2 separate regions of the Mus musculus genome follow, and region 1 is linked to region 2. The links are chromatin loops, found by intact Hi-C in ENCODE. Cell type or tissue: heart. All regions are shown on one strand. Links, peaks and the distances in the headings refer to the core of each region. The heading gives the core; the rest is flanking DNA. Region 1 overlaps Nr3c2 (nuclear receptor subfamily 3, group C, member 2). Region 2 holds the start of Nr3c2 (nuclear receptor subfamily 3, group C, member 2).

Evidence for each region. A loop is a pair of places that touch in the nucleus more often than their neighbours do. Peaks named below come from ENCODE experiments on the same cell type or tissue, not always from the same donor. Only the 100,000 strongest peaks of a DNase experiment are listed, where the experiment ranks them.
Region 1: it touches region 2 in a loop (2.7-fold over the local background); 4 of 42 quality-filtered maps call a loop at or near these places.

What each region holds. Positions count from the first base shown.
Region 1 is chr8:77,038,333-77,046,332 of GRCm38, reverse strand. All of the region lies in intron 2 of Nr3c2 (nuclear receptor subfamily 3, group C, member 2), which reads right to left. Among named protein-coding and RNA genes, the nearest start is that of Gm24838, 100 kb to the left of the region's middle. In heart, for the core only: a CTCF peak has its summit at 3,862; a DNase peak (open chromatin) is centred at 1,252.
Region 2 is chr8:76,891,439-76,907,810 of GRCm38, reverse strand. It overlaps Nr3c2 (nuclear receptor subfamily 3, group C, member 2), which reads right to left and starts at 5,481. Exons shown (of 9, transcript NM_001083906.2): 1 at 5,271-5,481. Gm10649 (predicted gene 10649) reads left to right here and starts at 7,190. Exons shown (of 2, transcript NR_028579.2): 1 at 7,190-7,705. In heart, for the core only: CTCF peaks have their summits at 8,180 (motif pointing left) and 8,500; DNase peaks (open chromatin) are centred at 5,640, 7,030, 7,500, 8,640 and 1 weaker place; H3K4me3 peaks cover 4,117 bases; H3K27ac peaks cover 2,408 bases; H3K27me3 peaks cover 1,353 bases.

The sequences.
Region 1 (8,000 bases), core at 1-8,000, 140 kb before region 2:
AGAAAGCAACTGCTGTGGTACATCAGGGCCTTGCAGGTAGTTGATCTCTGTGCAAACTCACTGCTAGCTTCAAGTTTCCTAACAAGCACAGCTAAATACTCCCATTTTAAGCTACTTTCCTACAATCACAACGGTACCTTAGTCCTGCACTTTTAGTAGGATTCCCAACATTATGTATTACTGTTACATATCTGTATAAGTAAAAGGGATATTTAATTTGAATCGTCAATTTGACTGGATTAAGAAATACTGAGGCCACTAGAAAAGTTCCCCTTGGGCATTGGGTAGACATTTCCAGACTGACTTAGGTGGGAGGGGATCAGCTCCAAATGTAAGTGGCACAAAGCCAAAGGCTAAATAAGTGTGGAAGAAGCCAGCTCAGCCCTAGTATCCCCACTCTTCTGCCTTGTGATGTAATAAATGTGAACAGGTAGCTTCTTGCCTCTGTGACCATGGTTGGCCCAGCTGGGATGCTGGTCCACAATGACCTTGTTTCCCAAGAACTGTGAGCCATGTGAGCTGCAATACACTCTTCCTTCCCCAAAATGATTTTTGTTAGATATTTGGGAAAAAGTGAACTAATGTAAAAGACACATGCTTATTGCTATGATTTACTGTGTGGCACTTAAACTGTCTGGAAATATTTTACTTATAATATCCATATTTTCAAAGAATAATCTTTCAACTCGTTTTCTATTGTGATTTAAGACAGGTACAGGTACCTCAGCTTGAGGTGGTATAGACTTCAAGGTATTATTATGATCCTTGTATTTTTATTCTAGCTCAAAAAGCTTGTTGATATTTTTTAAAATATATTGCTTAACACCATTAACCAAATTATGACAAAAGAAGTATTCTCATACTAGTGGTAAATATGAAAATTTAGAACACTAATTTCATGTATGCACAAAAATAAAAATTAGGAAGAGGAGAAGAATTTACAATTTTGTCTCCATTCAGATATTCCTCAAATCAAGGTTTTTCTTTAAAAGAAAATACTTTCAAAGATCATTTTGCTACCCTTTGGAACTCAGTGTTTAGAAGTACTGAAAGGCAAGAGTAAGAATAAATGCTATTTTGGGTAAGACCACAAATTCACACACAGCCCAGGTTGAGACCCTGACTTCTCGTAACCAGTCTCCAGGGCTTGAACGCCTTCCACCCACGTGCCAGAAACTGATGTTTCTGGCCTGTGTGCCGCTTTATCTCCTCTTCCCACCACCGAGACGAGCTTATCTTGTGACCTAGGTTGGCTATCATATTGAGACACACGTGCACGCACACGTGCACACGTGCACACACTGCCAGTCTTCCACAGCGACAGGCACTCTGCTCTGGGTAAACAGCTTCTGCACTGTGCTCCACAGTAGGCTCAGAGCAATGGAATCAAGCGATTGCAGATCAAAAGTCCAGAAACTGTAAGCTAAACAAACCACTCCTCCCATAAACTGCTTCACTGCAGGTATTTTTGAATAATTTAAAAAAAGGTGACTAATGCAGCAATCATGACAGTAATCAGACACAGGATGACCTTGAGAAGGTCACTTGGGGTCTTTCCTCCTCCTTACACCAATGACAGAAATGAGCTTTTATTCAATAGCATCTATAATCTTAAAGATTGTTTTAAAGGAAGAAAGGAATTAGTTCCCAATGCCAATTCCCTTACTATGCTCTGGTATGAGTTAAGATGGCCCCAGATTTCTGGGAATTGACCCCCAAAGCAACCTTTGCCACTGTTCCCCAAGATCAATATTCTAGATCGGAAAAGCCAGAAAAAAATATCTTCTCCTGTCCCATTATATTTAGCCATAGAAAAGAATGCCATCGAATCGGCATTTTTACTTCTTTTCTCTCCTCAGTCAGAGACACTCTATCTTTCATGATCACAGAATCACAGAAGTGAAATGACTCCATTTGGAAGGAAAATGGTTGCTTTTACGGATTTGCCATCTTCATGATTCTGACCAAGCAGGGCTGCACACAGACAGTCGTCACAGGGAGACACCTGAGAAAGCTCCCTCCTATACCAGACAGAAGGGTACACTAGCTGCTAAACTCATTTTACCATAGAAACCACTGGGTAGGTGAATGATGCTGAGGTAGGTGTCCCCTACTAAAATACTCTAAGCCTTCAAGGCGTGTCCAGTATTTCAACACTGTGACACAATGTTCTATGGAGTTCACGCTCCAGAGCCACAAAATCAGGTTAGAAAAACAAATCACAACATCTCAACATTTTAAATGAGTGTGTGATTTTGTGTTTTTCCATATTTATAGCTAACATGGCTTTCTTGTAAGCTATGAACTGTAGGTTAGACATGCTTATAAGATGTAACTTTACAATACTGCAAATTTGTGTTTAAAATACCACATATGAGATATTTCATTGAAAGTGAAATGCAATGGCCACTTCTGAGCATAGTAATCCCAGCATATAGTAATAAAGACTTTTTAATTCTGTTTTCCTGGAGACACGCCTTCCCTGTGTAGCCTTGGCTTTCCTGGATCTCACTCTATAGACCAGGCTAAACTGGAACTCAGAGACCCACCTGCTTCTGCCTCCCACTGTGGGATTAAAGGGCTGGGACTTTTGAAATTGTTTTACAATGTAGCCAAACAGTAGGCAATACCCCCTCTGTGTATTTAGACAAGCAACCCCACAAGCTATCCACTAGCCATACACAAATAGTAAGATCTAGACCTCAGTCACCGAGTTGCGTAGCCATATTCAGGTATCTGAAACATACATGTTGCTAGCAGCTTTCATGTTAAAAGACACAGAATGAACATGTGGATTGACGGAGAGTGCTACTAGACAGTGCTATGAGACAATCATAATAAAATATTTTGAAAATTAATGAATCAAGGAATGTTTGCCTTAGCTTATGATCAAAAGCCCACTAAAGCATGTATTTCCACATAAACCTTGAATAAGATTCATTCTTCACCACAGCCTTCCACTGCCTCTTGTCTGTAGCCTCTATGGTCTTTAATCACTTCATTTCTTCACGTAAAACAAGCAAGAGAGAGAATCCATACAAGTTTGCAAAGTGTCTACATTTTGTAATTTAAAATGTCATAAAATATAGAAGTAATGTAGACTAATCCATAGCATCCAAGCAGACCACAGAACTCTTGAAATTATATCTACACATTTTAAAGCCACACACTACACATGGCTAAGATGAAAACGGTGGGCAACATTGGGGGTTGGCGAGGAGATGATGGAAGAGGAAGTCATAGTTGGTGAGACAGCAGCTGTTTCTTCTAACATTCCACATACATGCGCACCAGAATCCAACGACATTCAGTCCCAAAGGTATCAATGATACGGTGTGGATAGAAGGACTTGTAGTAGAAATTCACTCAAGGAAGCAGCTTATCAACAAGGAATGATAAATAGCCTCAGGTTTAGACAATGGGTATTATGTCATAAAAACTTAGGTATAACAAAATCAAATATTTAAAACACAATGTTAAGTGTAAGAACATAACACTGTATGGTTTTATTCACCTGAAGTTCTAGGGTGCTCCAACTACATATGTAACTCACAAAGCTAAACAAACCTTACAGGGATGGGATAAGGGACTTTATTGAGTTGATTGGAGGGTGTTGGCTTTAACCAAATAAAGGAAAGACATACATTAAGAACAAATTAACTGCTATTTAGTTCCATTTTATTTAAAAGGCACAGCTAACTTTAAAATTATTAAAGGGAAATTACTCTGTAGTTTGACAATATGATCGAATGATTGATGTGCCATCAGAGTGCTCTCTGCAGGGAGCACCTCATTTTGAGTCTGTCTGTGGTCCTTCAATGTCAGTGCCTGGATGCCCAGAGTCCTAAGTGCACAGTCTACTTAGCAGCCAGCAGAGGGGCACAAACACTTGTGCATCCACTGTCTTCCATAACACAAAGCTTTCCTCTGTCTGCTTCACTGCTAATGAGCACACAATATATAGCTTGCTTTCTCTAATATTTTCCATACCCTGTACTTCTTTTTTTATTTTTATTATTTATTTTTTACCCTGTACTTCTTGAGTGGTTGATGAATTGATAATAAAAATTGTCCTAATCTGCAAACTAATGGAAATATCAGCAAAGTACTTTAGCTTTTCCAGGATGCCAGAAAGCTCCACTGAAAAGGGTAAGGAAGAGGTTAGCCATGGTCCATTTTAGTTATGCACATTTTAGCTTCATGTTTTTTCTATTTTTTATTTACTTATCTATGTGTTAGTGTGTATGGATGTGAGTGAGTGTGTGTGTGTGTGTATGAATGTGTGTGGGAGTTCCTACGGACCTATGCGAACATGTGGGGTCCAGAGGGACACCCTGGGTGCCAGTCAGCTCAATTTTTGGGGACCTGAATTGGGAGCTCATTATTCTTGCTAGCTACCGACAGGTTCCAGAATCTGCCTGTCTCTAGCTCTCCAACGCTGAGGTCACAATTGTATGCCGCTGCACACAGGTTGGGGGCTTGAACTTGGGTCTTCAGGCTTGCATGGGAAGAATTTTACCAAATGAGCTCTTTTGCTTGAGACCATCTATCTCTTAGATCTAAGAAGAAATTGAAATGTCTCTCCTCCATTGCCTTCTGTGTAGAGAGAGCAGTCTTTAAAGCCAGGGACAAAATGAAGGCACACCAGTACAAGAAGCCTTTTAGAGGCAGAGGACGGGAATTTCCCATCAGGTTATGATGCTCAGGTATGCTCCATTTTCTGGTCCCGTCCACATGGGATACACAGTACCATATTTGAGGACTGAACACAGTCCTCAACTGTGTTTTGAACATCCAAAATTTAAAAATTGCAGTTTTGGGTAAACCTTTAAAACAGTTTTCTGCAGTTCACATGAAGTTCCTGTTTTTCTGGGCAAGATGGCGCAAGGTTTTGTTCCAATGATCCAGGATGTGGGCACAGGAAGATCATGAGATGAGGCTAGTATGGGCTGTTCCTGGAGAGGACACTTCCCTGACTGAGCAGAACTAAAGAAGGGTGAAGGTTTTGTGAGAAGTTTTGGAACTTAGAAATGGAAAAGCCTTCCTCTTGGTCACACAGGTGAGCATCTCCAAGGAGCACGAGCTCTCATCGTGGCAGTGTGTCCGGCTCCAGCTGTTTCTACTGCATACAGCACTCAGCTGCTCTCCCAGTTCTTAGGAAGAGGCTCCTGGGAGCAAGGGCACCATAGGAAGGACTCTGCAGCTAGACTTGAGAAAGACAAAAGTTGATTCTACTTTAAAAATGAAACAGTGCATGATCACTGTCTGGCCAGCAATGCCTGATACTGAGCTGTTTCGTGTTTGTCTGCAGAAAACTTTATAGTTCATGGATTTGTTTCCATGAATGGATTTTCCCCTTTCACACCGAATGGTGTTCTATGCAACCTTACCCACATTTTCAACAAAGCTATTAGAATAGATCAAATCGTTATCCAGCAAAGAAACAAGAAGTAACATCCTATTTGAGGTTCAACATACTTTCTGCTTACACAATACTATGCATGCCTTAGCTCTTTTAAGCACCCTTGGATTCAGATGTCTTGTTATATATTCCTTTATGGAGCTGACCCCAAGCTTTCTACATACCGAGGATGATCCTGTCTCTGCCTGCTGGGTGCTGGCATTATAGGCACGTGCTTCCATGGCTGGCTTATAAAGAGCTGGGGAGAGAGCCCCAGGCTTGTCTGCGCTAAGCAAATCCTCTCTCCATTGAGCAGCTCCATATGGATTTCATCTTTGCCAGGTGAGTGGTTTTCTTAAGCATGTAAGGCCAACTATTGTTCCTGTATCTGAGTATGTCTGCTAAGTCCTTTCTTCCAACTTTGTCTAAAGATCAAAAGACTGAAAATATAAACTAGATGTTTTTTTTTTCTGGCTTAGTAAATCGTAACTTCATCTTTATAACATGATTCTGAGATATGATGGATACAAAGCATTGAAGTTTCTGTGCAAATGCAATACGAATTATTTTCAACCTCTCAGTTGTGGATGAGGAAGGAGAACATTAAATATATTAATTAAGGAAACAGATTCATAAGGATAATATTAATGTGCCAGTGAGTTATAATAAATGATTTTCAAATGAGTCCTCTGGAGTTAATGTAAAATGTTATCACATAAATATATATACAGCATTAAAAATGGATTATAGAACTATAACTTATGGGACAAACAAGAAAAAAGAGAAAAAGTAGAAAGGATAGCCCATAGGTAAGAAATAATAGTTATTTTTAACTAAGTAACTTCTTTTAATCCATTAATGGGTTAAATATGAGAGCTTAAGTAACAGCACTCTTCCTTAGTTTGCATCCCAGCATATTAACTTTATATAAGAGGGTTAGTCACATGAATGCTTTTGACTGTTTAGAGCTTTCAAATTGTTTTTTGTTATTTCTTCCTTCTTAATAAGAAACATCACACAAAAGGGTTAATAATTGTATTACATTAGATTACGTGAAAAAGCAAAGGATAAAATGTGAAAAAATGACAGTTACCGTTCAAGGAGTTTTCCCAAATTAAGATTTTTCTATTGAAATCCCTCTTGAATCTGCTGGTTTTGACAACTACAGCTCTAACTTATCATAGCATTATGTTTTGCAGTAATGATTTAAAAAAGCCTGTCACTAATTCTTTATGGTGTTTTTATTATTGAGGTTTATAATTTCCAGCACAACTGCCCAGGTTCGCAGGTAGATCAGATATACGTGGCCAGCAGCAAGGCTCACGTGGGGACTCAAGAGAGCATGATAGACAGATGTCTTCAGGACAGTGGTTTACACTACCTTTTATTTGTAAATCACAAGAATTTGTGTTTCATGAATGTTTTTAAGTGCAAACTATAATAGGCAAATAGGAGTGGATCGTCACAAAGGTTCAGGTTTTTAAAAAATGCCATTGAGACAGAGCCACCACTGTGGAGGAGGCAGAGCCATGTTCCTAGCGAACAGGGAGACCAAAGACTGGAGTGGCAAGAGACAGCAGCAGCAGTGTGTCCTCAGAAAGGCGGTTCAGAAGAGCACTGTATTCTGGAAGTCTGTGCCTGGGGAAGGAGTATATAAACCCAAGCTCTGCTTCAAAGAGGAAAAAGGCATCTACTGAATATGCTCCAAAAGAAAGGAAACTTAATACCTTTGATGGACGAATCAGAGAGGGCTGGAGACAGGTGTGGGCCAGGAGGAAGCCACAAAGGTTAACAGGTTGGGGGGACTCCCAACAGGGTGCTTCTAGACTGCTGCTTCTGTGGGTTGGGGATATAGTGCCCTTCATGCTACTAAAGAATTCTGAATAAAGTTGTCATTGATTGTGTTAATTAGAAGAACTGGAAGAATTGCATACACTAGCAAGCGTTGTCTGAAAGGACCCTGATATAGTTGTCTCTTGTGAGACTAGGCCGGGGCCTAGCAAACACATAAGTGGATGCTCACAGTCAGCTATTGGATGGACCACAGGGCCCCCAATGGAGGAGCTAGAGAAAGTATCCAAGGAGCTAAAGAGATCTGCAACCCTGTAGGTGCAACAACATTATGAACTAACCAGTACCCCGGAGCTCTTGACTCTAGCTGCATATGTATCAAAAGATGGCCTAGTCGGCCATCACTGGAAAGAGAGGCCCATTGGACACGCAAACTTTATATGCCCCAGTACAGGGGAACGCCAGGGCCAAAAAATGGGAATGGGTGGGTAGGGAAGTGGGTGGGGGGAGGGTATGGGGAACTTTTGGGATAGCATTGGAAATGTAATTGAGGAAAATACGTAATAAAAAATATTTTTAAAAAAAGAAGAAGAACTGGAAGAGATGTAAAGTTCTCGCCAGGTGTCAAAGCAACTGTGTCTGGCACCATCTGATAACTGGAGTAAAGAGGCTAGTCTATATTTTCTAGAAAAGAACAAATGTAAACATAAACAAATATAAATATATACAAGCACATTGGAAAAATGAAGTTTGAAAATTGTGCTTTTAATTCTATGGGGAGATAGTCCTAAAAAATTAAAAGATGTCT
Region 2 (16,372 bases), core at 5,152-13,151:
TAGGTAGGTAGATAGATAGGTAGATAGATAGATAGATAGATAGATAGATAGATAGATAGATAGATAGATGGATGGATTGGGTTCCACTTCTATGCAAGAGTCTGGGTTCCTTCCTTGCTCAAAACTTTCACCCATAATAGAGCTCTGTTATATACAAAAACAAAACAAACTAACAACCAACTTTATGATCCAAAGTCTTGAGAACTTTGAATCATATGAAAGCTGCCTTCCACATGACCAAATACATGGCCTTATTATAAATGATATGAAAATGCAATTAAAGTTGTGTTTCCAAATATGTGCTTCCCAAAGGAATAGTCATAGGAAAAGTCACTGAACAACTGTTTTTTAAGAATGTTAGACTTTCTTAATTTTATATATTTTAATATATATATATACATATACATAATTTCTTATATTAATGAGAATTTAATGTCAATTTAATTCTGTAAAGTATGAGTATATATAAACTGACTTGGAGGATGGATCAGAGCTGTTGCCAGATAGGCCAGCAGCATTTGGCTCTTTCTAGTCAGTAAACAATTTTAACAAGCTCCCTGGCCTAGCTACACCTCTGTTCGAGTTGTCCAACATTTTACTCTCAACCACGAATGGAGGAAGCTGATGAAGGGCTCCCTGATCATTTAAGTGTTGACTCAGAAATGTGTCCTTAGCACTTGCTACATGAATCTGTAGTAAAACAACCCCCCTAAAACCAATAAGACAACAAGTGAAAAAAAAACAAAAACAAAAACAAAATAACAACCAAAAAAACCCAACCAGGCCTAATTTCCATTTTCAAGGAGCCCATGGGAATGCTGTCAATATACATTCATTTCCATCTGCTCTAATGGATAAATTTAGCTCATGAACAGATACAATAGACTATGTACACATAATTATTGTATGCTATATAATTCAGCACACTATTACAAGCCTTTTTGATATATTATTTAACCTTACAAACAAACCTATACACAAAAGCAAAAATCTGTGAAGAAACAATGTAAGCGAGAGACTGCTGCACTGACCACACAGCTATGTGCAAGAGCTGGAATTTGACCTCAGCTCTCTCTGTTTACCAGCGTTTCTCAACCTGGATCTTAAGGACACGTGCAGGCAGATAATTTTATTGAGGAGGCTGCCCTATGCACTGGAATATGTTAAGTAGGATCTCTGTCTCCTACCTTGAGATGCTGAGATGCTGAGAGTACCACCCTAAAAAAAAAAAAAAAGTCTGCAGATTACCTAGAGAACAAAATCATCCCTGGACAACTGCTCTAAAGAAAACAGATCACAGTAGAAAAATTAATTCAGCCCAGAAATATCTTATCTGTACATCTTAGTATTAAAAATCACACCTGCGTATATTTTCAAATCTATATGTCCTGCCAAGTTTATAGTTCTTTATCTATGAAGCCTACTACAGGCCTTCTAGCCTTTCTCTGCTTTACCTCCAGCCCCTTCTCCCCAACCCTCTGATTATTAAAAAAAAAAAAAAAAAAAAAAAGACCAGGAAGTCCTTTACTACAGAATTTAAATTAACATTACAAAATAATATAAGGACTTAACGAAATAATTGATACTACACATCACAAACCTCTATAATGAAATGTAAGGCACAAATTGCCAGAGTATCACAATTGCCCCTGACTTCTCTGTATTCTACAGTAGATTTTAAATTATGAGTAGTTAGAAACTATCAGTTTTACCACTGTGTCCCAGATGGACAGTAAAATGCAAATAAAATGTTTAACTATTATACTATAATCAATACTCCATTTGTGAACCTTAAAAACCTACCAATTATGTAGTATGCTTTCACTTAAAGAACATTATTCTATTAATTCTTAATCAAAAATCAATTTCTAAAAAGTAGAAAATAAATCAAATCAGAAAGATTGAGGTAGTAATCTGGCAATTTCAGCCAAAAAAGGTAAATATGGACAAAAACCCAGTAAAAGTTGAAACACACACACACACACACACACACACACATACACACGCACACACATACACACACACATACATGAACTAGGACCCAAATCATTGCTAATAGTGGGCATTTTTTACTCTTCTGAAGACTCATTTAGTCAGAGCAATAAATTTGAAGATGGGGTGAATATTTTTACATGCTGCTTGTTTGTACAGAGACTATTCTGTTCTTTCCCTCCCAAAGATTGATGTATACAGCTGAGATATATGTGTTTTTGGTTCAAATCTATTAACCTTCACAAGAACTATGTGTGTGCTCAGAAGAGAACTCGTGTATATGCATCCTACTCTACATCACCAAACTCATATGCCTCTCCTGTACCATGAGCTCCCCAAAGGCCTTCAAGGGAAGTTGCCCCTTTGTTTCCTCATTAGAAGGCTTCCCAAGGAACCTCCTCCAACTCTCCTAGCTGTAGCCTTCAACCTCCCCTCCATCCTAAGCAACAGGGATGTCTGCCCTGAGTCTGAAGGGGACTCACATAGACCCTTCTCCAGAACTTCACCAGCCCAACTCTCTTCTGGGATAGGTGAACACTGCTTTCTATGAGGTCTCACAATGAAAATCTGGATTTCAAAAGCCCTGGAAGATTTTAAAATGGAGAAAGTAGTGTGCTTTTAATCCAGCACCCCTAAAATAATTTACCTCTGTACATGTTGTTGTTGTTGAGAGGACCTACTAATATCCCGAGTGGGCTCTTGTCACTATTGTCTAAATGAGTCATATGCCAGGTCTATAAATCTCCTTAAAGCTCACAGTAGAATCCTTCCTGGAAGCTGTGGGCACCAGCCACAGTTTCTCTACAGGGAAGCAGCTTATCAGCTAACATCAGACAGCTGATATCAACTTCTGAAGTCCTGGTTCTCCAAACCCTGGACTCCCAAAACATTCTCCTAAAGGCAACTGCATTTCACAGAATTATGGACAGGAATATGGTGAAGAGTTTGCCAGACGCTTTGCTAGAATCTAAATTGGCTTTGTTCAAGGTATCGTCATCTGTCTCCTCACCTACCTCTCAAAGGAAACAGAGATGGTTGGCAACCAACCCAGAAGGGTGGGCAACAACTGGCACGTGAACGATTTCCCTGTAAACACTGTTGTAAAGAGCAGATGCTTTTAAAATAGGATTACTGAAATATTTTATGGTGACTTCTCCTCGGTTATTATTTTAGTATTTTTTTTAATAAACAAATGAGTTAGGTTAGAAATTTATTTCCTGTGTTGTCCAGGAAACTGGGGTTGACATTTTAGAATTGACACAATGATCATGGCTTTGAAGAGTACTTCAGTCAACCTGAACTTACCAATGAATACTAAAAATACAGCTTGATGAGTATGATCCTCATAAAACTTTATCCTGAGGGTAAAGGGAAAGGTTTTTGTTATCTAAGTATAAAATAAAGCAGGGAGTTCCATGAGTACCTAGCTTAGGGAAAAGCAGGCCTCTAAGCTTCCCAGAAACACTGTAGCAGAGACGCTTGGGCCATTGCGGACCTTTATTTCCATGCAAAAGGAACACAAAAATATCCACATAGATAAGGGAAAGCACCAACAGGCTTTACGTGTGTGTGTGTGTGTGTGTGTGTGTGTGTGTGTGTGTGTGTGTATACACATACACGTGCTCATGTTTACATGTATGTGTGCAAAGGACTCACTAATATCCTGAGGGGCACTTGCCACTATTGTCCTAAATGAGCCATATGCTAGGTATACAAATCTCTCTAGAGCTCAGAATTATGTATATATATGCATAAATTAAATTAAATATATTATGTATAATATATTTCCTTAAATACTATTAGCACAAAGGAAACAGTTTAAAACTTTGTTTCATAGTCTGTTAAATTGCCCTATTCCATAACAAAGTAGTTTCTTTTTTTCCCCCCAGGAATTATTAGAGATTCTTGGGAATTTGTATCTTTTCTGGAAACTTTCACTTTTAATGCTGCTCAAAACATATCTGCTTCTTAATGGCATCTTCCCCCTTCTCCCCAGTTATGTTACTGTCCTGGAGTGGTACAGTAGAGACCCATCCTTGAGGGCTGCTTTAGAAGGCAGATAACTTCAGGAAACTAGTTTGAGTTGCTCTGCTCTTCAAGACTGTTACCTTCCCCTCTTATAGATGAAGGATAAACCTGCCAAGGTCACCTAAGAGAGTGGGAGAACCAGTTAGAGCCAAGCACACATGAGTTCTGCTCACTGGCTTGACCCAATGAGCCGCATCAGCTTGCTCTCTCTCTCTCTCTCTCTCTCTCTCTCTCTCTCTCTCTCTCTCTCTCTCTCTCTCTCCTCTCACCTGCCCTCTTCCTTTAAGGAAAAAGCTTTCCATAAAAGAAAAAGCTTTGCTTTAGCTTTAGTCTCTCCTAAACTCCCGAAAGTATTTCATGACACAAATGGTAGGTAGCATGCCATGATGTCAAACGTGGAATTAAAGCTCCAAGGGAGGACTACATAGATGGAGAATGCTGTTATCACTACTATGTAAATATCACCAATAACAGTACCTACAGAGTGAAGACCCGCGATGTTAAGATGCAGCTTGGTGTCTTTAAAACTCAGCGGCTTTAATAACTCTTCTGCTAGCAAAAGTTTTCCGAACTACGATATGATAAATAAATAAAGCAGATGGTATGATGAAGCATTATGATTTAAACCTCGTCTTTTAAAAATTCAGCAGGAAAAGTCATGTACCTAAAACCCATCTGGAAAAGGATGCCACCCAAAGTAGCTTCATCCCTTGTCTGTCCCTGTCCTAAGAATCCCCTAGAGTTTCCCCAAATATAAAGGAACTGGGAACGCAAGATTTTCCAGACCTCGTTCATACAAGATCTATGGTGATCTAGCTCCTTCAACTGCCCTTATCGGCTACACCTCCCACTCAGACTGGGGAGCTTCCGCAATTGATAGATGAAAGAAACATTATTCAAACGTCCTTTAAAATTTGCAAGAGCCAAACGATCTGAAATTCATTTTTGGGGAAAGGGGAGGGTGGTAGACCGCCCACTGCCAAAGGCGGTTAAAAGCCGCTCTTTAGAGGGCATTTATCCAAAGTGGCCAAACTTTCCCAAAATAGTCCTCAGCCAGCCGGGGGTGGGGGGGGGTGGGGGTGGGGAGGGTGTGGGGGATGAAAAACCAAAACAAAACAACAAGCACACAGAACCATACTGACTGTGCCTCCGGATTACGCAGCGGCTTCTCCCTGCAAAGTGCAAGCCACCCTTGCCACAGTCGCACACCGGGCTGGACCAGAGACGCCCCACTGCGCACCCCTACACACCTGCCTTGGCCAGGGTCGTCCTCTCGCCGTCTACCTGTTGCAGTGCTTGCCACCTCCACGACACCCCTGCTGCGGAGCCCCCCTACATCCAACCACATCCAGGCCAGCAAGTGCCGCTCTCCCTGCAGCGGGAGAGCCCAAGACAGCAGCGCTTGGCGCCCAGGTGACTTGCACAAGCTTCCTCTGAGCAGCCTGAAGTTGGCTCTCTTCTCCCGGGCCCAATGACACCCCGGGTGCGCAGGAGCTGAGGGGAGGGGTCAGGGGCAGGGCCGGGGCGGGCCAAGAGGAGGGGGCGGGCGAAAGCCCCGAGGGGGGAGTGGAAAGCCGGCCCTTTTAAACCGGGTCACATGTCCAGAAAGTTCAGGTCGCTGTCCCGCCCGCTGGAGCCATTTCCATTGGCCAAGGGGGAAACAAGGCTCCACGCTGTGCGGGCCAGGCGCGCTTCTCATTGGGCAACAGGGGCTGTCAGTCACCAGGCGGGCGACATGACTGATACAAAGTTGCTGCGACACAGCCTGGACTCCGCAGCTTCCTTAAAGCCGCAGAGGCGGCGAGTTCTCCTGGTTCCCGGAGGTGGCCCCGACCGGGCAACCCCTGCACACGCTACCCTTTAGCCCACTCTGCTCCTTCGCCCCAAACTTCTCACCTACACAACTGTCGCCCCCCCCCCACCCTCCCTGGCGACCACAGCAATCTGGAGAGAAGGGGAAAGCATGGTGACGCTAGAGCAGCCTAGATGGTGAGCCCTTGCTCTCTCCACCTGCAGCGCCAGGTGAGCCACAGCGGTGCACACCCGGCGCCTCCCACAGCGTCCTCAGGCCTAGGACTGCTCGGGTGGGTGTCCCCGGGACCCCTGAAGCTCTGCTCCCGCCCCCTCCCGTTCTCAGAGTTACCTTCCCGCCGAGCAGCCTTAATCTCCGCTGTCGGAGAGACAGAGGATCTCGTTCCCACTCGATTTCAGTTTCCTTGTGTTAACCACGCAGGAAAAGCGGGTGCTTTCAGTGCAGCCAAACCCCTTTAAACACAGCCTTCCTTCCACCCCACCCCCTGCCAAAAAAAAAAAAAAAAGTGCCAGGGTCAAGAGCTGAGGCGCCTGATAATTTTGTTACTGTACTTATACTACTTTAGTCCTGGATTTTTCCACTAGTTCAATATGCAAGAAAGCTTACTATCTCGAGGATATTCACTTTATAATGTGTGAAAGGGGTGCACATAATTGGGGCAGGTATACTGGATGAGGGGAGACACTAAAACTATTTTTTAAGGATCGTTTGTCTGCGCGAAGAAATTTCGACCCCTTTCCTTCGCCCAACCCTGATTTCCCTCCCATCCACCCAAGCACTGCACTTGCTAAGCCGAAAGATGGACTCCTTAACTTTAATTTCTAAGGACTTTTAGACTGGTTTGAGGCTCGTCTTTGGACTCCCCTGCTGGCTGGGAGTCAGCACCAGTGATATACACACCTAAATCTGGTCCCCTGGCCCTTGGCGACCCGCAGGCCGCCGGCGGCAGCTGTGCAGCTTCAGGCTCACCCTCACTCGCCAGGAGCTGAAGCCCCAGAAGGAGGAGGGCATCTTGTGCCCAAAGGCCCCTCCTTTCCTTACAGTTAGTTAAACCTCAGGATCCCGGATCCCAAGCCCAAGGAGACTGGAAGTCTCAGTCACTCCAGCAGGACACTCCCCAGAGGCAAAAGAAACTGCAGCGGAGACGACAAGCTGGTTGGGACTCCAGTGCCCATCAGTCGCCAGCGTAGAGCTGGCCCTGGAGCCCCTACACACATGAATCCCCCGCCGAGTGTCCCAACTTTCCCGGGAGGGTAGCTGTCACGCGCGCTGGGAGAGCACTCTCAGCATCGATCACGCCCGGGGCCGCGCGCGGGTGGCGAGCTGGAGCTAGGGGAGTTCCGGACCCGGCGGCCCGGGCTCGCCAAGCAGCAGTGGCTGCAACTCAGCCAGTGTGGGTATTCATTATTAAAGAAATGGACCGGGCTCTTTTTACTAAGTTTTTATCTCCTTTAGGGAGAGCTGGTTTTGCCCTGGATCGAAGCTCCTTGCAAAATCTAGGTTAGAATGGCACGGAGCAGCCTCCGCGCGCTCGCCAGCCTCCCAGCACCCGTGTCCCGGGCCGGCCTGGCGGGCACCTGGTCTACTGCCGGCAGCCCACCTCCTTGAGCCGACCCGCTTCCCCTCTGCACTGGCCCTGGCACCCCGGGGCCTCTCCCTTGCGTTCCTCGGCCCCCTCCCACCACTGTCGGTGCAAAGTGACAGTTGCTGCACTCACCTTTTCTAGGACATGGTAGGGAGACTGGGGCGGGGGAGGGGGCCAGCGAGACTCCCGCCGCCTCCGCCGCTGCCGCCGTCAACAGCAAGTCCAATACCGGCTGATCGGCAATCAGGATGGAGAGGATAGCAATCCTGGCAGTCGCCCTACTGACGGTGGGTACAGTAATAGAGCGACTGTGCAGATACCCTATTGGAGGCGGCGAGCCAGCAAGCTGGCGAGCTGGAGGCACTAAATTGCGCCTAGGGGGCTCCGAGCACCCGCCGGTCCCCAGCAGTGGCGGCCCGGCTTGGGGCCGGCGGGTCTCCCAGTCTGCTGGTTCGTCCTGCAGTGACTGTGGAGGTCCCGGGAGCCCGCCAGTCCAGCGGTAAGCTCCCGCGCCTGCAGCGGGGAAGCGGGGCTCTCCGCGCCCCCTCCCAGGGCTGGGGTAGCGGGTGACAGCTCAGGCAACAGAGCGTCTTGTGTGTGTGTGTGTGTGTGTGTGTGTGTGTGTGTGCGCGCGCGTTTGTGGGGGCAGCCGCAGGGGGAGCCCTCGGCGCCGTGGCCCCCTCCTCGGTCACACCCTCACTTGCAGTATGAGGCTGTCCAGCGGTCCTGCCACCCGCTGGTGGGAGACAGGGGTGCTGGTGGCTGTCGTCGGAACCCCAGCCACTGACAGCAAGAAGGCCGAGGGAAAACGGAACCCCAGTGCACGCACCCTCTTCTCTTCGCCGGCCCCCAAAGTCAGCCCTGACCTGGCGTCTGGCCTCAGGTGCAGGTGCCACCGGATAGGGAGTGGAGGGCTGGAAAACCAAGAGCGGGCCAGGAGGGAAAAGTTTCTTTCCTGCTCCTCCACTGCCCACCCAGTGAGACAGCTCTTGGGTCGCTGCCCTACCCCCACCGTGGGGGGGGGGGCACCAGGCGGGCCGGGGTGTCTGCGCACCAGGGCGCGTGGGAAGCGACCGCTAGCGACCCCGCGCTTCCATAGCGGCCGCCCGGAGCGCTGCGGGCCCAGAAAGGGGAGAACGGCTGCAACCCTCCCCCGTCGCGCGCCTCCGCGCCTCCCCGCGCGCCCCCGCGCCCTTGCGCCCGCCCGGGCAGACACCTACGCAGATGCGAAAGTGAAAGGCGGGCTCCCTGGCCGGGCGGCGCGGCGCGCGGGCACGCGGCGGTGGGAGGAGGACTGAGCCTGAGCTGCGATCCTGGGGTTCACTTGTCCCCCACGTCCTTCTCACTCTCTAGCCCTTGCCAAATCCTAGCCTCTCACCCCAAGGCACTCAGGTCACCCCAGTCCAGTGAATGTATGTGCGCGCGCCCGTTTTCACTCGCGGGTGTGCGAGATATTCTCTGCTCAAGACTCTTCCAATGCACCGTTACACACGCCCCTAGTTGGAAGTCTGCGGGGCGGGGAAAACTGGTGTCACTAGGAGTACACGCACCTGCTTGCTTGCTTTTTTAGAAATGAGTTAAATAAATCCGGGAATTCACCTCACAACCCTCTTTTCTGGTATGACACTCTTTCCATGGTTTTCTAAGCCCCCCCCCCCCCTCTTCCCAATTCCTTCCTATACAGAGGTGAAAGTTGCTGGTCGCCATTCAAAACGGAACTGTCCTGTTAAAATAATCCCTGCCTTTCTCCAACCCCATTCCCACACTCCCACATCAGCTTAGCTGCTCCACCACCCACAGCGATGACACTTCTCAGTTCTTTGGTGGCTCAACATGGCTTTTTGACATGGGGCAAAACAGTTTTCTTTTCTTCTGCTTTTTATTGGTAAAAATGTTTTCTAGGTTAACTTTTGTGAAGGTATGTCTTAGGTGAGATCAAGAAAATGTTTTCTATAATTTATAATAAAATTTAACTTTATATTCAGCTAACTTAAAAAAGGACAATTTAGAAATATACTGATGTTGGCAGACTGACTGGAAATGCCTCAAAAATAAGATGGATTGATAGTGATGGACTGGTTAAATAAACTGAAAGATGTGTGTGTATATATATATATATATGGCATGTGTATGTAGTATAATAATGGAAGGATCAAATTGCCAGTACAAAAGTTTTCTCCAACTTCCTTGTATGTTTGAAATTTTTTTCATAGTAAAACATTAGATGAAGAGCCACCATTTATTGTAACTGAGATAATGTAAATTCCTTTTCCGAGATTGACATGTTAGGCTTGGATGACTACCTTCCCATTTACAGAGTAAATTTAACACAAGAATTCTTTCCCCACAGATTCCTACCACTACGTTAATCAATGCTTTTAAATACAGATGATGTGATAAAAGTATGGTATAAAATGGAGTTATTATAACTGCAACATTTCAGAAATTTAGGAGATTTCCCCCTATGTTTTTACTTGAGCATGTTACAAATTTTTATCTGTTCCGCCTTTAGGGTTGTTTGATATCAACATCTAAGATTTAATACATATATGTATATTCTTTTGAAACCCCTTTGGGCCAAGATAGAGGGGCCATGTATGTCAGTTTCTTTTATTTCTGGGGAGAGATTTAGAGGATCTTGCAATTATCCATAGGCAAAGTTTTAGGTTTTTCTATTTTTAAATCCTATTCTGAGTATTAAGTTTCCCTTGCATAATCTTGCTTTGCGGGCATTCTGAGAAGACAGCAGCTCAATGCCACACCTCCTTGTGAAGGACAGAGGGAAGGTGGTATTGCTTTTGTAGGACTAGCCCACCAGTGCCCTATCTGAAGGACCCCCATGAGAAGGAGAGAACACTTAGGGGCAGAGTCATTTACATGCCCAGCAGGAATTAGTTCAGTCAGCTTCAGTATGTGTCTAGCAATGCTATTGCTTTGGAAAAGGTATCTTCTAACTAACTTTGTTCTTCTCAACCTTTTAGATAAGCATATTTGTTCTTTGCAAAAGGAGAATTTCAATTTCTTTTGAAAAAGAGATTAAAAATTAAGACATGGACAGCCACAGGGACCTATCACTGTCTTCTATATAGCTGCCAAATGTCCTAAAGCCTCAAGCAGCCACAGACTTCTCTCTCCCTTTAGATGATGAGAGAACATTCACAGGCTGAACCTGAGGACGTCTCCCTCCCCCATCCCATTAGTGTCAAACTCCCTGAGGTTTGCCACAGTAAAGTGCACGACTCAGCTTTTGCAATTTACATGTGTGACATCACATCCTCTATTATGTAACTTCAGAAACAAAGCCTAATATCTAAGTTTGTGTTGGAAAAAAAAATCCTTCCTAGCTCTGTTTTAACTTGAGCAAAGCCACCCCTCAATTCCCTGTTTCCAAACCCATTTTTTCAACAGCTGAAAATAAGCAGGATTTATAAATTGTAAAAGTTTCGCTCACCCCAAACTGAACATCTCTTTCTTATTATATCTTTGTTTGATGACAAGAAAGTTAAGCACATATAGTTTATTTGTATTAATTAGTTTCTTAAGATAAAGGCTAAAGCATTTAGTTATAATTAACTTTGTTAACAAGCCTAGCCATGCTAGGGTTATTTATTTATTTATTGTTTGTTTGTTTGTTTGTTTGTTTAAGCTTTCTCCCTCCCCTGTCTCTTACCAGCTGTTGCAAAGAGTTGAGGAAGACAGGGAGAGCTAGAGAGAGATGGGGGCGGCGTCAGAGAGAGAAGATGAATAGGACAATGATATCAGATCCAGCTTCTTTGTTTATTGCAAAACACACATGTTACAGTTTATAAACACTGCGAGCAAGGAAGAAATTGCAGACTGGAAGATAAATTCAGAACATATTAGAGATTTTGCTGATATCCAAAATTGCCCAAACTCAATTTTCTACACTATTTGGAATATTTGCTTCAGCTTTCATTATTCACTAATTTGAATAATTAATGTGGGATTTGTTTACAGATTGATTTATCTGTCTACCTTTATTCCATTTTCAGGCAGTTTAAATGGAAAATTGACAAACTTCCTCCATTTCTATGGCCAGATTTTGAGATGGGAGAGCACCAAACAGCACACACATCATGATTAGTATGCCATATTATTAGAAGCAAATCAGATTTCATTTGGCTCACACTGAGGGTTTAAATTTAGGAATAATGTACAGTAGTTTAAAAGGGGAGGAACTTAGAACAGTATAGTTTAATAAAAATAAGGACATTTTCATTTTCTCCTCTTTTTTCATATATTCTTGGTGCAGTGGAGAAAATGCATCACCTTTAAATAACTGTGCTAATCTTACATAAATAACTGCAAGGTTGTGTGCTCATTAGGAAACCAGGCAGTTTTGTGGTATAATGCTCAGTATAAGAGCGTGTGCACTCACTCACACACACACACACACACACACACACACACACACACGCACATGTACATACACACACATGCACATACATACACACAGATACACAACACACATATATACACATTCATACACAAATACACACTACACACCACACACATTGAACACGCATACCACAACTTACATACCATACATACACATACACACATGCACATATATATGCACATACACAGATATGCACTCAAATATGCACATAAAAACACATGCACATAGATATATACCCACAGACAAGCACTACATACATATACACCACACACACACATACACACACTATATATACCACATACACATACCATATACACACATACCATAGATATTACACACTTACACACACACACACATACACACACATGCACACACACCTCACATACACACTACAAACATTCAGCTCCCCCATCCCCCACCCCCCACCCCCCACCTACACACACTGAAACACATCGGGCAAGAGTGTGAAGCCTCTGTCTTTGTCTCTGAGATGAAACCCCGTTTAGAATCTCTCACCAGGCCGGCATAGGAGCAGTTTGCTCTTCAGTAGTCAGTGCTATATTTTTAGCAGCATGTTAACAGCTGTCAGTAACAACTAAGACAACATTTTGATCAACAATCTTTTTTTATTCTACCAAAGACGATTGCAAAAACAGTGCTTCAATATTTAACTGTTAAGCCATTAACAAGAAATAATGTCTTATGATAGGAAATGCTACATACACATAGAGACAGGTGTAAGGTAACCGAAGAAAATGAGGCCTAATAGATTTTTTTTTCCATTTTGGGTCTTCTGAGGCCAGTATACATATAATAAAGGTAACCGTTCCTGAAGGTGTGGTCCATGTCAGGAAGAGAAACAGTGTAATACAACGGTGCTAGATTCTTGTCACACATTGTCCCATATTTGCAAATGGGTGGAGCCTAGTTATGGGGGCAGAGAACGTGACTAGAATCTTTCCCTGACAGAGTTTAGAAAGGGAAGGCATCATATGTCAGATATATGACCCTGCAAACAGCAGACAGAAAAAGTAAGACACCTCATGCCAGATGTCATCATTATCCTTAAAGACAATCGTGGCGATCTGTGTATCTGTGTAACTGTGTGTATGTGGTACAGGGATAACATGTTACAGGGAATGTATTACAGAGCAAATGAACCAAATCTCCTATGTGTGTCATGTGCAGCTTCCCCAAACTGAGTGATTTTGGCTACAAGAGAAATGGAGGTATTTGTATTTTCCTTCATAAGCCTTTGGAGTCATCTTACTTAGAGGTCACCTGCTCAGGTCAAGTGCTTAATCACAGTTGTGAGTTTCTCCCAAAGCAGGCAGCTAAGTGTTTCAACTTCATTTAGGTGGCAGGGTGGAGAAGCTGTGTATTCTTACATCAAATAGCATTTTTATTGCAAGACTTTGTTCACTAATCCTGTTGGGGTTTCATTACTTCTCTTAATAGGCAGTATTTTAAATTATATGACAGACTTTGTTTCTCTTTTTTTTTTCAATTTTTATTATTTCATTTATTCACATTCCTGTCACTGCTCCCCCTCTTTGTCCCTCCTCCCACAATCCCTCATCCCATTCCCCACCCCCCCCCCCCCCCCCCCGGCTCCAGAAGGGTGCTCTCCCTTCAACAAGCCTCCGCCTTCCCTGGGGTCTCAAGTCTCTCAAGGATTAAATGCATCTTCCCCCACTAAGGCCTGACCAGAAAGACCTCTGATACATTTGTGCTAGGGGCCTAGGACTGGCCCATGCATGCTCCTGGTTTGTGGCACAGTCTCTGGGAGTTCCCTGGAAAGACTGCTGGTCTTCCTATAGGGTCAACTCTCCTCTTCAGCTTCTCCAATCTTTCACCTTATTCAACCATAGGGGTCGCTGACTTCAGTCCAATGGTTGGGTATAAGTATCTGCTTCTGTCTCAGTCAGCTGCTGGTAGAGCTTCTCAGGGGACAGCCACGTCAGGCTCCCATCTGTAAGCATATCATAGCATCAGTAATAGTGTCAGGCCTTGATGCCCTCCATGAGATGGATCTTATGTTGGGCTGGTCATTAGTCTGCCTTTTCTTCAGTCTTTTCTCCATTTTTGTCCCTGCAGTTCTTTTAGACAGGAATGGTTCTCAGTCAGAAATTTTAACTGTGGGTTAGTAACCTAGCCTTTCTGCTGAGGCCCTGATTGGAAGTTTGAGTTGCCTCTTCCCAATGTTGGGCATTTTGGCTAATGTCACCCTCTTTGAGTCCTTAGAGTCTCTCACCTCCTGGGCCTCTTGTACTTTCTAGAGGATTCACCACCCACCTACCCTACTCCCATGCTGCTTATCTCCATTCATTTGCTTGGCCCCCTGGGCTTCTCTCCTGCCCCCCATACCTGATCCTGTTCCTCCTTTCCCTCCCCCTCCCCTCTCCCAATCAGGCCTCCTGGGATCATTTCTTCCCCTTTCAAAGTGGAATTGAAACATCCTCACTTGGGCCTTTCTACTTGTTATACTTCTTACAGTATGTGGGTTGTATCCTAGGTATTTTGAACGGCTAATATCTACTAATCACGGGTACTTATCTTTTTGTTCTGAGTTACCACACTCAGGATGATATTTTCTAGTTTCACCCATTTGCCAGCAAAATTCATGAGCCATTGGTGTTCTGTTTAGGAAGTTTCCCCTGTGCCAATGAGTTCAAAGTTCTTTCCCACTTTCTCTTCTATTAGATTCAGTGTATATGATTATATGTTGAGGTCCTCTATCCATTTGGATTTGACCTTTGTACAGACCGCTAGTTAGACCAGCACCATTTATTGAAGATGCTTTCTTTTTTTCCACTGTATATTTTTGGCTTCTGTATCAAAGATCATAGGTGTGTGGGTTTACTTCTGTGTCTTCAGTTCTATTCCATTGATTGACCTCTCTGTTTCTGTAACAATACCATACATTTTTGTTGTTGTTTTGTTTTAATTTAATTTTATTTTATTTTTATCACTATAGCTTTGCAGTACAGCTTGAGATCAAAGAGAGTGATTCCCTTGGAAGTATTTTTATTGTTGAGAATTGTTTTGGCTATCCTGAGTTATTTGTTTTTCTATATGAGGTTGATTATTGCTCTTTTTATGTCTGTGAAGAAGTGAGTTGGAATTTTGATGGGGATTGCATTGAATCTGTAGATTGCTTTTGGTAAGATGGCCATTGTCACTGTGTTAATCCTATCAATCAATGAACATGGGAGATCTTTCCATCTTCTGAGGTCTTTGATTTCTTTTTTCAGGGATTTGTAGTTCTTGTTGTACAGATATTTCAGTTGCTTGGGAAGAGTTACACCAATATATTTTATACTATTTGTAGCTATTGTTTCCCTAATTACTTTCTCAGCCTGTTTATCATTTGTGTAAAGAAAGGCTCCTGATTTAATTTTATACCTTCCCCCTTTACTGAAGTTGTTTCTTAAGTTGTATGAGTTTTCTTGTGGAATTTTGGGGTGCTTTCATATATAGTATCATATCATTTGCAAATAGTGATACTTTGACTTCTTCCTTTCCAATTTGTATTCCCGTGATTTCCTTTTGTTGTCTAATTGCTCTGGCTAGAAAGTTGAGTGTTATATTGAAGAGAATGGGCAACCTTGTCTTGTCCTGGATTTTAGTGGAATTATTTCTAGTTTTGCTCCATTTAAGTTGATGTTGGCTGTTGGTTTGCTATATCTTGCTTTTACTATGTTTAGGTATGTGCCATGACTTCCTGATCACTCCAAGACATTTAATGTGAAAGGTGGGGTGTTGCATTTTGTCAAAGACTTTTCCAGCTTCTAATGAGATGATCATGTGCCTTTTTCCCTTGAGTTTGTTTATATAGTGTTTTACCTTGATGAATTTTTGTATACTGCACCATCTCAGTATCCCTGGGATGAAGCCTACTTGATTATGGTGAGTGAAGGTTTTGATGTGTTCTTGAATTCAGTTTGCAAGAATTTTATAGAGTATTTTTGCATTGATATTCATAAGTGAGATTCTCTTTCTTTTTTGGGTCTTTGTGTAGTTAGGTATTTATTCCTTCATAGCATGAATTAGGTAGTGTTCCTTCTGTTTCTATTTTGTGGAATAGTTTGAGGAGTATTGGTATTAGCTCTTCTTTGAAGGTATAGCAGAGTTCTGCACTAAACCCATCTGGTCCTGAACTTTTTTTGATTGGGAGGTTTTTGATGGCTATTTCTGTTTCCTTAGGGGTTATAGGACTGTTTAGATAGTTTACATTATCTTGACTTAACTTTGGTACATGGTATCTGTCTAGAAAACCATCCATTTCATCTATACTTTTCCAGTTTTGTAGAATATAGCTCCTGTAGTAGGTTGTGATGATTTTTTGAATTTCCTCAGTTTCTGTTGTTATCTCTCCCTTTTCATTTCTGATTTTGTTAATTTGGATACTGTCTCTGTGCCCTTTAGCTAGTTTGGCTAAAGGTTTATCTATCTTGTTGATTTTCTCAAAGAACCAGCTGTTGGTTTTGTTGATTCTTTATTATTGTTCACTTTGTTTCTACCTGGTTGATTT